Linked DNA regions of Homo sapiens: region 2 is linked to region 1. The links are chromatin loops, found by intact Hi-C in ENCODE. Cell type or tissue: natural killer cell. All regions are shown on one strand. Each heading gives the region's core, and the rest is flanking DNA. Links, peaks and the distances in the headings are about the cores only.

What was found. Peaks named below come from ENCODE experiments on the same cell type or tissue, not always from the same donor. Only the 100,000 strongest peaks of a DNase experiment are listed, where the experiment ranks them.
Region 2: a loop joins it to region 1, with 9 times the contacts of the local background. A loop is called at or near these places in 59 of 110 quality-filtered maps.

The regions. Positions count from the first base shown.
Region 1 is chr19:9,791,809-9,800,145 of GRCh38, reverse strand. It overlaps LOC100505555 (a long non-coding RNA gene), which reads left to right and starts at 6,966. Exons shown (of 2, transcript NR_148545.1): 1 at 6,966-7,212. LOC124904635 (a long non-coding RNA gene) reads right to left here and starts at 7,084. Exons shown (of 3, transcript XR_007067134.1): 1 at 6,993-7,084; 2 at 6,498-6,754. RefSeq lists silencers at 3,684-3,873, 7,458-7,607, 7,948-8,317 and enhancers at 6,573-7,073, 7,074-7,574. In natural killer cell, for the core only: CTCF peaks have their summits at 3,575 and 3,782 (motif pointing right); DNase peaks (open chromatin) are centred at 3,815, 6,895, 7,465, 7,845 and 1 weaker place; H3K4me3 peaks cover 1,243 bases; H3K27ac peaks cover 2,305 bases.
Region 2 is chr19:9,135,914-9,144,250 of GRCh38, reverse strand. It overlaps ZNF317 (zinc finger protein 317), which reads right to left and starts at 3,854. Exons shown (of 7, transcript NM_020933.5): 1 at 3,659-3,854. RefSeq lists enhancers at 3,832-4,041, 4,092-4,191. In natural killer cell, for the core only: CTCF peaks have their summits at 7,385 and 7,592 (motif pointing left); DNase peaks (open chromatin) are centred at 3,890 and 7,570; H3K4me3 peaks cover 1,631 bases; H3K27ac peaks cover 1,004 bases.

The sequences.
Region 1 (8,337 bases), core at 72-8,071:
AATCCCGTCTGTACTAAAAATACAAAAAAATTACCTGGGCGTGGTGGCGGGCGCCTGTAGTCCCAGCTACTCAGGAAGCTGAGGCAGGAGAGTGGTGTGAACCTGGGAGGCGGAGCTTGCAGTGAGCCGAGATCGCGCCACTGCACTCCAGCCTGGGCGACAAAGTGAAACTCCATCTCAAAAAAAAAAAAAAAAAAAAAAAAAAGAAACCCCATCTCTACTAAAAATACAAAAAATTTGCCAGGTGTGTTGGTGGGCCCCTGTAATCCCAGCTACTTGGGAGGCTGAGGCAGGAGAATCGCCTGAACCCAGGAGGCAGAGGTTGCAGTGAGCCGAGATAGTGCCATTGCACTCCAGCCTGGGCAACAAGAGCAAAACTCAATCTCAAAAAAAAAAAAAGTACAAAAATTAGCTGGTGTGGTGGTGCTCGCCTGTAATCTCAGCTATTCCTGTGGCTGAGGCATAAGAATTGCTTGAACTCACGAGGGTTCAAGTTGCAGTGATCTGAGATCGTGCCACTGCACTCCAGTCTGGGCAACAGAGCAAGGGGCCAGCAAAAAAAAAAAAAAAAAAAAAAAAAAGCCTTTTCCAAGCTGGGATGGGGATGGAACAACAGTTTGACAGATGAGAAAACTGGGACTCAGAGTCATCTACACACAGTATTTCCACTTCATCTCCAGGAAATGACTGAAGGAATTTAGGGGATGTCTGTCAATTTCTGAGGAAAGACAGAACAGCAAGTGCAAGGGCCCTGAGGCAGGAAGGCAGGACAATGCTTCTGTAACAGCAGAAGCCCTGTGTCTGAAATGGTTTAAGTGAGTTGGGTAGGATGGAGACTAGCAGGAAGGAAGTCAATTATCAGTCAGATCATATGGGGCCATGAGAACAACTAAACATTTTGGGTTTTACTATGAGTGCAATGCAAAGTCATAGAAGGGTCTGAGCTACTGGAGCAATATTATCTGATATATATTTTAAGAATATCTGTCTGTCATTTGTACAACTCTTGGGAATCAAAGGTAGAATCAGGGAGCGTAATTGGAAAGTTAAGGCAATAATCCCGATGAGAAGAAAGTGGTTTGGAAAGTTGGTAGCAGGGGAGAACAGAGGGGTTGTGGCATGGTCTGAGGCTAAAGTGAAGGTAGATCCAAGAGCTATCTGCTGATGGATTTTCTTTCTTTTTTTTTCCTTTTTTTTAGAGACAGTCTCACTCTGTCACCCAGACTGGTGTGCAATGGCACAATCATAGCTCACCGCAGCATGGAACTCCTGGACTCAGGTGATTCTTCCACCTCAGCCTCCTCAGTAGCTGGGACTACAGGCGCCCACCACCACAGTCAGCTATTTTTTTTTCTTTTTGTAGAGATGGGATGTCACTATGTTGCCCAAGCTTGGCTCTAACTCCTGGCCTCAATCGATCCTCCTGCCGTGGGCTCCCAAAGTGTGGGATTATAGGCATGAGTTACCAAGCTTGTAACCGCCTAACTGCCTAGAGCTGATTTACCAATACAGGAAATTGCAATAAAGAAAGAGTTTCATTCATGCAGAGCCAGCTAGCCGTACAGGAGACCAAAATTTTACTATTATTCAGATCAGTCTCCCTGAAAACTCTGGGATCAGGGGGTTTGTTTGTTTGTTTTGAGACAGAGTTTCGCTCTTGTCACCCAAGCTAGAGTGTAATGGCGCCACCTCAGCTCACTGTAACCTCTTCCTCCTGGGTTTAAGAGATTCTCCTGCCTCAGCCTCCCGAGTAGCTGGGATTACAGGTGGCCGCCACCACGCCTGGCTAATTTTTCTATTTGTTTTTTTTAGTAGAGACGGGGTTTCACCATGTTGGCCAGGCTGGTCTTGAACTCCTGACCTCAGGTGATCCACCTGCCTTGGCCTCCCAATGTGCTGGGATTACAGGCGTGATCCACCGCACCTGGCCTGAGATCGTGGTTTTTAAGGATAATTTGAGATAATTTTAAGGATAATAGGGGGTCTGAAAGTGGGAAGTGCTGATTGGTTGAGTCTGAGATGAAATCACAGGGAGTGGAACCTGTCCTGTTGCTCTGAGTCAGTTCCTGGGTGGGAACCACAAGACCAGATGAGCCGGTTTATCCATCTAGGTGGCCTCAACTTGTGCACTGAAACACAGGGTCTGCAAAATATCTCAAGCACTGATTCTAGGTTTTACGATAGTGATTTTATCCCCAGGAGCAATTTGGGGAGGTCCAGAATATTGCACCCACCAGCTGCATGACTCCTAAACCATAATTCCTTATCTGTGGCTAATGTGTTAGTCCTGCAAAGGCAGTCTAGTCTCCAGGGAAAAGGAGGTTTGTTTTGGGAAAGCATTATTGTTGTTTTTGTTTCAAAGTTAAACTATAAACTAAGTTCATCCCAAACTTAGTTTGGCCTATGTCCAGGAATGAACAAGGACAGTGTGGAGGTTAGAAGCAAGATGCAGTTAGTTTGGTCAGATCTCTTTCCCTGTAATCAGTTTCTCAGTTATAATTTTTGCAAAGGTGGTTTCAAGCCCAGTACCCAGGGCTCGTAAGAAAGACATTCAGCTAGGCGCGGTGGCTCACGCCTGTAATCCCAGCACTTTGGGAGACCGAGGCGGGTGGATCACGAGGTGAGCAGATCGAGACCATCCTGGCTAACACAGTGAAACCCCGTCTCTACTAAAAACAAAACACAAAAGATTAGCTGGGCGTGGTGGCAGGTGCATGTAGTCCCAGCTACTCGGGAGGCTCAGGCAGGAGAATCGCTTGAACCTGGGAGGCGGAGGTTGCAGTGAGCCGATATCGCGCCACTGCACTCCAGCCTGGGTGACAGAGTGAGACTCCGTCTCAAAAAAAAAAAAAAAAAGACATTCAGGTCGTGCGCGGTGGCTCACCCCTGTAATCCCAGCACTTTGGGAGGCTGAGACGGGCAGATCACATGAGGTCAGGAGTTTGAGACCAGCCTGGCCAACATGGTGAAACTCCATCTCTACTAAAAATAAAAAATTAGCCAGGTGTGGTGGCATGCACCTGTAATCCCAGCTACTCGGGAGGCTGAGGAAGGAGAATCACTTGAACCCGGAGGTGGAGGTTGCAGTGAGCCGAGATCGCGCCACTGCACTCCAGCCTGGGCAACAGAGTGAGACTCAGCTTCAAAAAAAAAAAAAAAAAAAAGAAAGAAAAAAGAAAGACATTCAATTAAGCTTCTTCCTTTTCCCACAGACTCTAGAGTTTAACGTCTTCAGTGGGAATCAGCATGGACGTTCAGAACAGTCCCTCCTTAAACACAAAGACATTTCCTACCTCATACCTCATAATCACATGATAGAAGGGGTGAGAAAGTCTCCACGGCCAATCCCATACAGGGGTGTTCAAGAATACAGTTATGGGTTGTTAGTTTTTGTTTCTGGTTGGGCCTGCAAAGCCTCTTCCTCATCCCTCTTTTCCACTTATCACTAGAAACAGAAACTAAAAACCATGGCTTCAGGCTGCTACAAGTCTAAAACAAAACAAAACAAGACAACAACAACAAAATAAGGCGACTTGGACAAACTTGCTAGTAAATCCATTAACGAAGGCCCCGCCCTCATGATCTAATCACCTCCCTAAGGCCTCATATCCTAATTTCATCACTTCTGCGGTTAGGATTTAAGCATTTGGCTTTGCGGAGTGGTGGTGTGGAGGCAGGACACACACAACATACAACCTTCAGACCATAGTGAGGTAGGAGACTGGGTAGGACTTACTTTGTTTCCTGGTCCCAACAGGATAAAGTGAAGAAGCCACCGGGAACCAGCAGATGGCACCAAAAGCCATCTCTAGTTGCTCTCCTTGCTTGTTAGGGTAAGACACTCCTACCAGAGCCATGACAGTTGATAAGTACCATGGCAACAACATGAAAGTTACCATTCACTTCCACAACAATCACCTGGAAGTTATAGCCTCCTTTCTAGAAAGTTCTGCATGGCACACCCCTTAATTTGCATGTAATTAAAAGTGAGTATAACTATAGCTAGCCAACAGCACAAAATGCTGATTCTGGGCACACTGCATAGGTTTTAGCTGTACTCTGGAAAAAGCAACTCTGAGTGAATGAAAGATCCTTGTGTAGCACCACCAGTTGAATTCTTTCCTGGGTGAATCCCCAATGATGGCACTTACCTGCATCAGTAGCACACTTCTATTTCCTTAGGCACCTGCTTATAAGCTAAAACTGCCTGCTTGCCAAAAGGATATAAGAATTTTTATTTTTCATTTGGATAAAGGCAATTAGTTAACACAAATGGCCACCCCAATTACCAAACTTAGGATGAACTTCAACAACATTGTTAACACAGTCATTGTGTTGTGAATTCTTTTTTTTTTTTTTTTTTTTTTTTTTTTTGAGACAGAGTCTTGCTCTGTTGCCCAGGCTGGAGTGCACTGGCGAGATCTCGGCTCACTGCAACCTCCACCTCCTGGGTTCAAGCGATTCTCCTGCCTTAGTCTCCCAAGTAGCTGGGACTCAACACACCCAGCTAATTCTTTTGTATTTTTAATAGACACAGGGTTTCACCATGTAGCCAGGCTGGTCCTGACCTCCTGAATTCAGGTGATCCATCCACCTCAGCCTCCCAAAGTGCTGGGATTACAGGCATGAAAACCAGCACACCTGGCCCACCTGTGCACTGTTAGTGAGACTATAAAACGGTGCAGCAGCTATGAAAACCAGTATGGCAGTGGTTCAAAAAATTAAAATTGGTATTATCACATGGTCTAGCAATCCCACTTCTGGGTATATATCTAAAAGAATGGAAAACAGGCTCTCAAAAAGATATTTGACCACCCACGTTTATAGCAGCATTATTCATAATGGCCAAGAACACACCTCATTCATAAGGGTGTATTTTGGGGCTTTCTATTCTATTTATTGGTTTAATTTATTTACCACTACACCAATATTACTGTCTTTTTTTTTGCGACGGAGTCTCGCTCTGTCGCCCAGGCTGGAGTGCAGTGGCACGATCTCTGCTCACTGCAAGCTCCACCTCCCGGGTTCATGCCATTCTCCTGCCTCAGCCTCCTGAGTAGCTGGGACCACAGGTGCCTGCCACCACGCCCGGCTATTTTTTGTATTTTTAGTAGAGACGGGGTTTCACCGTGTCAGCCAGGATGGTCTCGATCTCCTGACCTGGTGAACCGCCCGCCTCGGCCTCCCAAAGTGTTGGGATTACAGGCGTAAGCCACCGTGCCCGACCCTGTCTTTCTATTTCTTAATGTCTGTAGGGTAAGTGCCAACAGTTCTTCAGGAGTATTTTGTACCTCCACATACATACATTTTATTATAAGTAGATCAGGTTCCTCATCAAACATGTTATTTTGACTGAAAACTTGTTAACTTTCTATATTAAGTAAGAAGAATTCAAGTCTTTATATTGAAACTTCTAATCCATCAACAAGGAAGGTCTATCCATTGATCTAGGTCATCTTTGATTTCTTTCAATAGTAGTTTACAAATTTCTCGGAAGAGATATTGCATACTTTTTTGTTGTATTTATTTCTACTTATTTTATTGCTGTTGTAATATTGCTGTTAAAAGAGACAAGTCGGCCGGGTGCGGTGCCTCACGCCTGTAATCCCAGCACTTTGGGATGCCGAGGCCAGCGGAATACCTGAGGTCAGGAGTTCCAGACCGGCCTTGCCAACGTGGCGAAGCCCCGTCTCTACTAAAAACATACAAAAATTAGCTGGGCGTGGTGGCATGCGCCTGTAATCCCAGCTACTCAGGGGCCTGAGGCAGGAGAATCGCTTGAACCAGGGAGGTGGAGGTTGCAGCAAGCCAAGATCAAGCCACTGCATTCCAGCCTGGGCGACAGAGCAAGACTCCGTCAAAAAAAAAAAAAAAAAAAAAAAAAGAGAGAGACAAGACAATTATCTTTGCATATTGAGTTTTTAGCCACTATTCTTGCTAACCCGCACATTATGTGTAACAATTTAGATTCTTTTGGATCTCCCACTTAGACAATTATGTTGTCTGTAAATAATGGCAGAAAAGAAATGTAGATAATGTTTCTTCCAATTTCTTTTTCAGACAGGGCCTTCCTCTGTCGCCCCAGCTGGAGTGCAATGTTGCCATCTCAGCTCACTACAACCTCTGCCTCCGGGCTCAAGTGATCCTCCTGTGTCAGTCTCCGAAGTAGCTGGGACTATAGACATGCATCACCATGCCTGGCTAATTTTTGTATTTTTTAAAATTGAGACAGGGTTTTGCCATCTTGCCCAGGCTGGTCTCAAACTCCTGAACTCAAAGCGATCTTCCTTCCAAAGTGTTAGGATCTCAGGCGTGAGCCGCGCGTGGCCGTAACTACAATGCTTGATAGAATTCGTGAGAGTGGGCATCGTTGCTGTACTCCTGAGCTTAGAACAGTTTTCAGTATTTCACTACAATGTTAGCTGTAGATTTTTTTACATGCTCTTTATCAGTTTGTTGAGAGATGTTGAGAATGGGCCCGGTGCGGTGGTTCATACCTGCAATCTCAGCTCTTTGGGACGCCAAAGAGGGAAGATCGCTTGAGCTCAGGAGTTCGCGACCAGCCTGGGCAATATAGTGTGACCTCCCATCTCCACGAAAAATTTAAAAATTAGCCTGCTGTGGTGTCACGAGCCTGTAGTTCCAGCTACTGTTGAATTTGAGGGAAGATCGCTTGAGCCCAGGGATTGGAGGTTTCCGTGAGCCGTGATCGAGCCACTGCACTCCAGCCTGTGCGACAGAGGAAGACCCTGACCTATAAAAACGCAAACAAAGTAGTGAAGAGAGATGTATCAGTTATCTACTGCCGTATAACAAACCACCAGGAAACAGCGCATCCTCGTACAAGCCGCATGAATGCAGAGGAAAGCGAGCAGAGGCATTTCGAGGTCCCGCCCAACAGACTCCCTCCATCGTGGTCCCGCCCCCACCCCAAGCCGCCGCCGGGTTCTGCCCCCACGGTGCCCAGTGAAGCCGGAGGGACGGGGTCCAACCGTTGTCGGCTGCGCGGAAACTGGGACTTCTCCCCAGGGTCGTGGAGGACGCGGCCGCCGACCCTCCCACCGCCTCACGCCTCGGAGACCGGGTCCAGAGCCCTCAGCCGCTTCCGAGCCCCGAGAGGGGAATCAGAAGTGCGCGTGATCAGAGCGGCACCCCCTTCCCAGGAACCGCAGCTGAACCAACGGTTTCCCCTGCACCAGCCTTTGCGACCAGGTGGGGCTTCAGGTGCGGCTTCGCCACGTGGAGGCAGGAAGACCCGGGCAGGGACTCGGTGAGGGGGAGACGGGGGTGGGGTCTTGGTGACCGAGAGACGGGGGCGGAGACTTGGTGAGGGGAGACGGAGGCGGGGACTCGGTGAGAGGATTGACGGGGGCGGGGACTCGGTGAGGGAGAGACAGGGGCGGGAATCGGTGAGGGGAGACGGAGGCGGGGAATCGGTGAGGGGAGAGACGGGGGCGGGGACTCGGTGACGGGGAGACGGGGGCGGGAATCGGTGAGGGGACGACGGGGGCGGGGACTCGGTGAGGGAAGAGAAGAGGGCGGGACTCGGTGAGGGGGAGACGGGGGCGGGGACTTGGTGAGCGGACGACGGGGGCGGGGACTCGGTGAGGGGAGAGAAGAGGGACTAGGTGAGGGGGAGACAGGGACTCGATGACAGACAGGGCAGGGTCTCGGTGAGGGGAACCGGGGGCCGGGGACTTCGTAAGGGAGAGACAGGGGTGGGGATTAGGTGATGGGGAGACTGGGACGAGAACTCGGTGAGGGAGAGACGGGGGGCGGGGACTCGGTGAGGGGCTGTCAGAGGCGGGACCTCAGTGAGGGGAGAGAAGAGGGCGGGATCTCAGTGAAGGGAGAGAAGAGGGCGGGGACTCGATGAGGGGGAGACGGGGCCGGGGACTCGATGACGGGAAGGGTAGGGGACTCGATGAAGGAGAGACGGTGGCGGGGACTCGATGAGGGAGAGGCGGGGGCGGGGTCTCGGTGAGGGGAGAGACAGGGATGGGAACTCGGTGAGGGGGAGGCGGGGGCGGGGACTCGGTGAGGGAGAGGCGGGGGTGGAGACTTGATGAAGGATAGACGGGGCGGGTACTCGATGAGGGGGAGTCGGGGGCGGGGTCTCCGTGAGGGGAGAGACGAGGGCGGGGTCTCAGTAAGGGAGAGGCAGGGATGGGGACTCAGTGAGGGGGAGGCGGGGGCGGGGACTCGGTGAGGGCGAGGCGGGGCGGAGACTCGATGACGGAGGACGGGGGCGGAGACTCGATGAGGGCGAGACGGGGGCGGGGTCTCAGTGGGGGAGAGACAGGGATGGGGACTCGGTGAGGGCGAGGCGGGGGCGGG
Region 2 (8,337 bases), core at 87-8,086, 660 kb after region 1:
CAGGTGGATCACCTGAGGTTGGGAGTTCGAGACCAGCCTGACCAATATGATGAAACCCCATCTCTACTGAAAATAAAAAAATTAGCTGGGTGTGGTGCCATGCGCCTGTACTTCCAGCTACTTGGGAGGCTGAGACAGGAGAATCACTTGATTCCAGGAGGTGGAGGTTGCAGTGAGCCAAGATCGCGCCATTGCACTCCAGCCTGGGCAAAAAGAGTGAAACTCCGTCTCAAAAAAAAGAAAGAAAGAAAGAAAGAAAGAAAGAAAAAAGAGTACAATAAGAATGGAAATAAAAGGATATATAAGGCAAGTAAAAAAAAAAAAAAAGAAAGCTGGTTTGAATGTTAGTATCAGACAGAATAGATTAAGGCAAAAAGGCTCATAGAGAAAAATGAAGTATTACATAATAAAAAGTTATAAATCCAAAAAGAGGTGTGTGTGTGTGCCTGTGTGTATAAAACACAGCCTCAAAAAAAAGGAAAACACAAAAATTAAAAAAAAAAAAGGGGGGACAGAATTCTAAGGAGAAATGGATGAAGCCACCACCAGAGCTCTCACAAATCCAGTTTAAGCAGGCAGTTCAATAACTATGTGCAGATTGAACATGATGAGACAGCACTCATGGGGCCATGTTTGTCTCAGAAAATGCTTGACCACAGAGCAATGCAGTTGGCAAACAATGACCAAAAGATAACCAGAAAAAAAGTCACAGAAATGAAAATTAAAAGAAAAAAATTCTAAATCTGCATGCCAAAGAAGCCATGATATTTGATATTTATAATTAAAATACAATAAAGTATGATACTGCAATTCTTTGGGATGTGACAGGCATTCAACATAAGAAACTGGAAAGAAACATCCCAAAAAGGAAGAAAATGATAACAATCAGAAAGTTATAAAATAGAAAACATATATATCATAAAGTGGTTCAATCAAGCCAGAAGTTCTTTAAGAAGAAAACTGACAACATTCTGATGGAATTTATTTTTGTAAAAAGCAACATATAATTATTATAAATAAAAAAGTGGATAACATTACAAATGCAGCAAGCATTAAAAATTTGAGTATGTTATGAACAACCCTGACTATACGATTTAAACCTCAGATGGAATAAATAAATTCCTAAAGAAATTTTACTCATCATAACAACACAGAAAACCTGAATGCCCCACAAACCTTAAAAGAACAGAAACAATAGCTTTAAAACTTTCCACAAAGAAAACTCCAGACCCAAATGGTTTTTCCAGGTACCACTCCCGTTCTAAGGAACAAAATATTCTATTCTTATGCAAAACATTCCAGAGTTTAGAAAACAGAACACTTCTCATCCCATTTTATGAGGCTGGCATAAATCTGAAACAGAAAAGGAACATTTCACTCAAGCATAGATCCAAAAACACCAAACAAAGTATTAGCAAACCGAAGCCAAAAGTAACAAATAGTAACATGTCCTTTCCAAATTATTTACCAATACAAATTCAATGTAACAAGAGAAAATCAATTGGTTTAATTTGCCACACTACAGGATAGAAAAAAAATTATATTATTCACTCATTAATTTGTTACACAGCAGTACTGAGTGCCATAATTTAAGGTACTAGAAATGTATCAATAAACAGATACAAAACTATCAATATAGATTTTGTATCAAACAGATACAAAATGTATCAATAAACAGATACATAATGGCAAAAAAAAAAAAAAAATCACTTGTTAAAAGCCTGCAGCAATTCACAAGAAAAACTCAAGTAGGAAAAGAGGGGAGCTTCCTTGACCTAATAAAAACTATTCGACAGAAAAGCCTTCGGCAGACACAAATGACAATTCCCTTTAAGATCAGAAAACAAACAGGCTTGCCTAGAGTGTGCCATCCAAACTCCAGTCAATGACAAGGGAAGTCCCCACCCAGTCCAGCACAAAAAACAAACAAACAAACAAACAAACAAAAAAGACAATTTATCGTCTGTATAAAATAAATATTTGTATTTTCCTTTTGAATTGTACACATTTTCCTTGTCTACGAAGAACATCCAACAAACTACACAAAAGTTAGACTTTTCTGAGCACCAAAAAACAAAGTTCCCAAGAATAAATATAACAAAAACAACCTAAATCCTTTTTGCAGGTACTTATAAAACTTTACTGAGCCGGACATCGTGGCTCTCTCCTGCAATCCCAGCACTTTGGGAGGCCAAGGCCGGTGGATCACCTGAGGTCAGGAGATCGAGACCAGCCTGGCCAACATGTTGAAACCCCATCTCCACTAAAAATACAAAATTTAGCTGGGTGTGGTGGTGGGTGCCTGTATTCCCAGCTACTCGGGAGGCTGAGGCAGGAGAACCGCTTGAACCAGGGAGACAGAGGTTGCAGTGAGCCGAGATTGTCATTGCACTCCAGTCTGGGCTACAAGGGTGAGACTCCATCTCAAAAAGGAAAAAACAACAACAACAACAAAAAACACTTTATTGAAAGGCATTAAAGAAGATGTAAATAAATGATGTAAATCAATTAACTGCAACTCAATGGCATAAAAACGACAATATTCCCAAAGTTCAAATATAGATTCACCACAACTTGAAAACAAAAGTCCAGTATGTGGAATTTGGTGAACTGACTAGAATTTAAGCCATGACATTCCTGAAAAAGAATGGCTAGGTGTAAGTACTTCATCTACAAGATATTTAGAAATCTCTAAATTACAAAGGTGTGCTTGAATCAATACAGAAAAAGATTGTTTCCAAAAATACTGAAGCGCCTGAGTTCATTCACAAATAATTACCAAAATTTAGGAAATATATTTTCTGGAAAAGATGTATACGCAGTCAAATCCACGGAGACAGTATTGGTGGGAGAGGAGGATGCAGTTTAGAAGAGGCACACAGCTTTCTGAGATTTAATAATCTCTTTCTTGGCCTGGTTTGTAAATTCGCTTTACTGTTGTCCTTTTAAGTGTGTGTAAGTCTGCGTGTGTGTGTAATCATACTTTTTTTGCATGTATGTCCTATTTTCCAGTGTTAAAATATGTGCATAGGAAAGGACACACCACAAAATAAGACGGTAAAATTCAATGGAAAATATTAATAATCACGATAAGTATAACTGGACTAACTCAAGTTAATTAACAAAATGTTGAACTGAATAGTAAATATACATATAGGCTATTTACAAGAGTCCACTAAAATTAAAATAAATAAAAAAGTGCAACCAGAAGGTCTTAAATTAAAAATATAAAAGGTACTCAAGGTAAGTGCTAATAAGAACACCAATGTGCTGACATTCACGAGATAAAATTGACTACAGCGCAGAAAGAAGGTGATTTCTCCTCGCGATGTCCAAATCCTGACGCCCCCCAATCTCCTGAACTGCCCCCAAACTCTTGAATTCACTTCAGCCGGGCTTTTCCGCCCCCACCAGAGACTTAGGGCTTTTCAGGATCAGGTGACCAATGCTTCTCTCATCACTAGCTGCAATGGTCCAATTTTATCCTTCGCGTCCCCAGCTTTTCATATCGCTGATCGCGAGATCTAAACGCACCCCTCGTCTGGATGCCTAGCTCTTTAGCCCCCGACCCTCGTACCCTCTTAGTCCTCACCGCCAGATAGGCCTCCCGTGACCCCTGGAACTGAGGGGGAGAAGGGTTAAGGAAAGCAGGGCTTACACGACTGGGAATAGGATCGGGGGAGCGGAGGTGACGGAAGCCGCCGCCGATGCGAAGAGAAGTTCATACGGGAGGTCCAGTCTGGCGTGGGGACACGAGGGGTCCCCAACAGGCCGAAAGAATTCGCCGCTGACCCCTCCTTGGCCCATGTGTCTCGGGGCAATCGACTCCAGAGAGTAATGGCTTCCGCTTCACTGCCGCCTTCCAATTCTCGCGGGACTTCATTGGCGGCGTCTAATACGGAAGCGGGGCGGAGAGGATGCTGGGAATTGTAGTTTTGAAGTTTGGATTGGCATGGCGGCCGTGCCCCGGTGGAATCTGACGGTCCAGCATATTTCTCCAATTTCTACTCAAGACTCAAATTTTCAACCACAACCCACAGCATTTTGTAGCCATCGTAGTGGTAAAGGTTGAATCAGGCAAGAATTGTCATCTACATGACACAACTGGGGGACATTTGCATGACGAGCAGAATATTTGAATTGCCTTAAATGCCTCTCTATAAACTGCTCGTATGTTGGAATGGAGAAAAAGTAATAGAAATTGTACAGCGAAGAAATTGGACAACATCTGGACCAGGTGATCAAATCAATATCACCAGTGAGGGTCAGATGGAGACCACGTGCCTCTGAATGACACCTTGGGAAGGGCGTAAAATCACCATCACCTGTGTGGTGTTCATCCTGCATATCTGCTATTTTGTATTTTTTGACCCACATCTTCCCATTTTCTTCCCCAACTGCCTCATTCTTTATTTCTGTGTATTTGAGCTGTCTCTCTTGATTAAAAAAAGTTCCTCATGTAAGTGACGTCATGCAATATTTTTCTTTTTGTGTCTGGCTTATTTCACTTAGCGTAATGTCCTCCAGGTCCACCCATCTTGTGATAAATGTCAGGACCTCCTTCTATTTCAAGGTTGAATAATATTCCGTTATATATATTATATGTTTTATACAATGGAATATATATTATATCATATTTATTATAATTATGTATTATGTGTATTATTACCGTATATTATATAATATATGCTAAAATAATATATGTATGTATGTTATATATATTATGGAATATATATTATATATAATATATATTATTTTAGCAGGAGGAGTCTGCATATACAAAATTCCAGAATCAGGCTGGGTACAGTGGCTCACACCTGTAATCTCAACACTTTAGGAAACCAAGGCTTCCCATGTAACCAGTAGGGGCAGAATTATATAGGCAGGAGAGACAGATGGTTAGTATTATCCAGGGCAGGTATTATAAAAGACAGAGAGAAGGAAATTTGAGGTTTTGGAAAATATATTATTGAGGGGATGGACCATGGTGCGTATATATATATATACACACACATATAAAATGTATGTATGGAATATATATGGATATAAGATATTCATATATAATATATAATCTATATTACATAACGTAATATATATTTCATAATACATAATATATACACCATAATATATAGCATATATACATATAATAATACATATAATATATAATATGTATTTCATATAGTATATTATATACATATATTACATATAATATATTACATGATATATAACATAATGGGAATATCTATTATGTAATAGGTATATATTTATATACAACATATTATATTAATATTTAATATAATATGAAATATATATCAATATTATATGATATTAATGTTGACATCATATATAAATACAAAAGAGATAGAATATTATTCAGACTACATAGCTGCTATTTTGTATTTCGTATTCATGTGAGCATCAATGGACATTCAGGTTGTTTCCGTAACTTGGATATTGTAAATAATGCTACAATGAAAATGAAAGTGCAGACATCGTTATGAGGTGATTATTTCATCTCTTTTAGGCATATATTCAAAAGAGGAATTGCTGGGTCATATAGTAGTTCTGTTGTAGATTTCTTTAAGAGCCTGAATACTGTTTTCCACAAAGGTTGTACCAGTCTGCATTCCCACCAACAATGTACTAGGGTTCACTTTGCTTGATGCCCTCGCCAACATTCATCTCTCATCTTTTTTTTCCTTTTTTTTTTTCTTTTTGCAATGGAGTTTCGTTCTTGTTTCCCAGGCTGGGGGGCAATGGTGAGATCTCAGCTACCGCAACCTCCGCCTCCCGGGATCAAGCGATTCTCCTGCCTCGGCCTCCCGAGTAGCTGGGCTTACAGGCATGCACCACCACGCCCAACTAATTTTGTCTTTTTAGTAGAGACGGGCTTTCTCCATGTTGGTCAGGCTGGTCTCGAACTCCCGACCTCAGGTGATCCGCCCGCCACGGCTTCCCAAAGTGCTGGGATTACCGGCTTGAACCACCGCGCCCGGCCTCTCCTATCTTTTTGATGATAGTTCTCCTTAAGGATGTGAGGTGATATCTCACAGTGGTTTTAATTTGCATTTCCCTGATGATTAGTGATGTAGAGCACCTTCTCATATACCTGCTGGCCTTTTTTATGCCTTCTTTGGAAAAACGTCTGTTCAGACCCTTTGCCCATTTTAAAATCAGGTTATTTGTTTTTCTGCTATTGATTTATAAGAGTTCTTTATAAATTTTGGATATTAACCCCTTATCAGATATGTGGTTTGCAAATATTTTTTCCCAGTCCGTGGATCGCCGATTCATTCTGTTGATTGTTTCCTTTGCTATGTAGAAGCTTTTTAATTTGATGTAGTCCCATTTGTCTACTAATTTTTGCTTTTGTAGTCTGATCTTTTGGTGTAATATCAAAAAAATATATATATATATATTTGGTCTTTTATCCATTTTGAGTTGATTTTTGTGTATGGCGTAAGATAAGGGTCAAATTTCCTTCTTTTGCATGTGGAAATCTAGTTTTCCTGGCAGCATTTACGGAAGAGGCTATCCTTTTCCCATTTTGTCCTCTTGGTGCCCTTATTGAAAATTAGTTCATCATATATGTTTGGATTTATTCCCAGGCTCTCTGTTCTGTTCCTTTAGTTTCTATTTTTATGCCAGTATCATGCCTTTTTTTTTTTTTTTTTTCTTGAGACAAGTCTTGCTCTGTCACCCAGGCTGCAGTGCACGGCTCACTGCAGCCTCGATCTCCCGGGCTCAAGTGATCCTCCTGCCTCAGCCCCCCAAGTATCTGGGACTACAGGTGCATGCCACAGCGCCTGTCTAATTTTTGTATTTTTCATAGAGACAGGGTTTCCCTATGTTTGCCCAGGCTGGTCTTGAACTCCTGGGCTCAAACAATCCACCTGCCTCATCCTCCCAAAATGCTGGGATTGCAAGCGTGAGCCACCACGCTGGGTCCCTTTTTTTTTGAGACTTAGTTTCACTTTTGTCGCCCAGGCTGGAGTGCAATGGTGCGATCTCGGCTCACTGCAACCTCCGCCTCCCGGCTTCAAACAATTCTCCTGCCTCAGCCTCCCGAGTAGCTGGGATTACAGGTATGAAGCCTGTAATTAGCCATCATGGCTGGCTAATTTTGTATTTTTAGTAGAGACAGGATTTCACCATGTTGGTCAGGCTGGTCTCGAACTCCTGACCTCAAGTGATCCACCCGCCTTGGCCTCCCAAAGTGTTGGGATTACAGGCGTGAGCCACGGCGCCAGGCACGTTTTTTTTTCTTTTTTTATTATTATACTTTAAGTTTTAGGGTACATGTGCACATTGTGCAGGTTAGTTACATACGTATACATGTGCCATGCTGGTGTGCTGCACCCACTAACTTGTCATCTAGCATTAGATATATCTCCCAATGCTATCCCTCCCCCCTCCCCCCACCCTACAACAGTCCCCAGAGTGTGATGTCCTTCCTGTGTCCATGTGATCTCATTGTTCAATTCCCACCTATGAGTGAGGCACGTTTTGATTCTTAACAAGGACAATTGTGCCACCTGTGGAGACGCCTTTGGTTTTACCACTACCCGGGATACTACTGACATCTAGTGGTTAGAGTATAGAATGCCCTACTCCCTCTAACAGAAATACCAGGTCCTGAATGTCAGTCGTGCCAATGATGAGAAACCCTTGCATAGAAAAGTAGGAGATGGCCGAGCGCGGTGGCTCACGCCTGTAATCCCAGCACTTTGGCCGGGGCGGGTGGACCATGAGGTCAGGAGTTCGAGATCAGCCTGGCCAACATGGTGAAACCCCGTCTCTACTAAAAATACAAAAATTAGCCGGGCGTGGTGGTGCGTGCCTGTAGTCCCAGCTACTCAGGAGGCTGAGGCCGGAGAATCTCTTGGACCCAAGAGGTAGAGGTTGCAGTGAGCGGAGATCGTGCCACTGCACTCCAGCCTGGGTGACAGAGACTCTGTATCAAAGAAAAAAAAAAAAAAAAGCAGGAGATACTGGCTGTAGATAAGAAGGCAGACATCTCATTGCTTGCAGAGTGAAAGAAGAAAGAACTGGTGATGTTGTTACTGGACTACTTTCGCACTAGTGTCAAGAAGGTGAGAAATCTCTCGAATCTAGGATAAGAGAAAAAATAAAGAAGGTGAGAAATCTTTCTCATGGTCGTTACTATTTCTCTCTGCAGTAAGTTGTAAAATCATTTGTTATTAAACAGGGAAGTTGTGGCCGGGCGCAGTGGCTCATGCCTGTAATCCCAGCACTTTGGGAGGCCAAGGCGGGCGGATCACGAGATCAGGAAATCAAGACCATCCTGGCCAACATGGTGAAACCTCGTCTGTACTA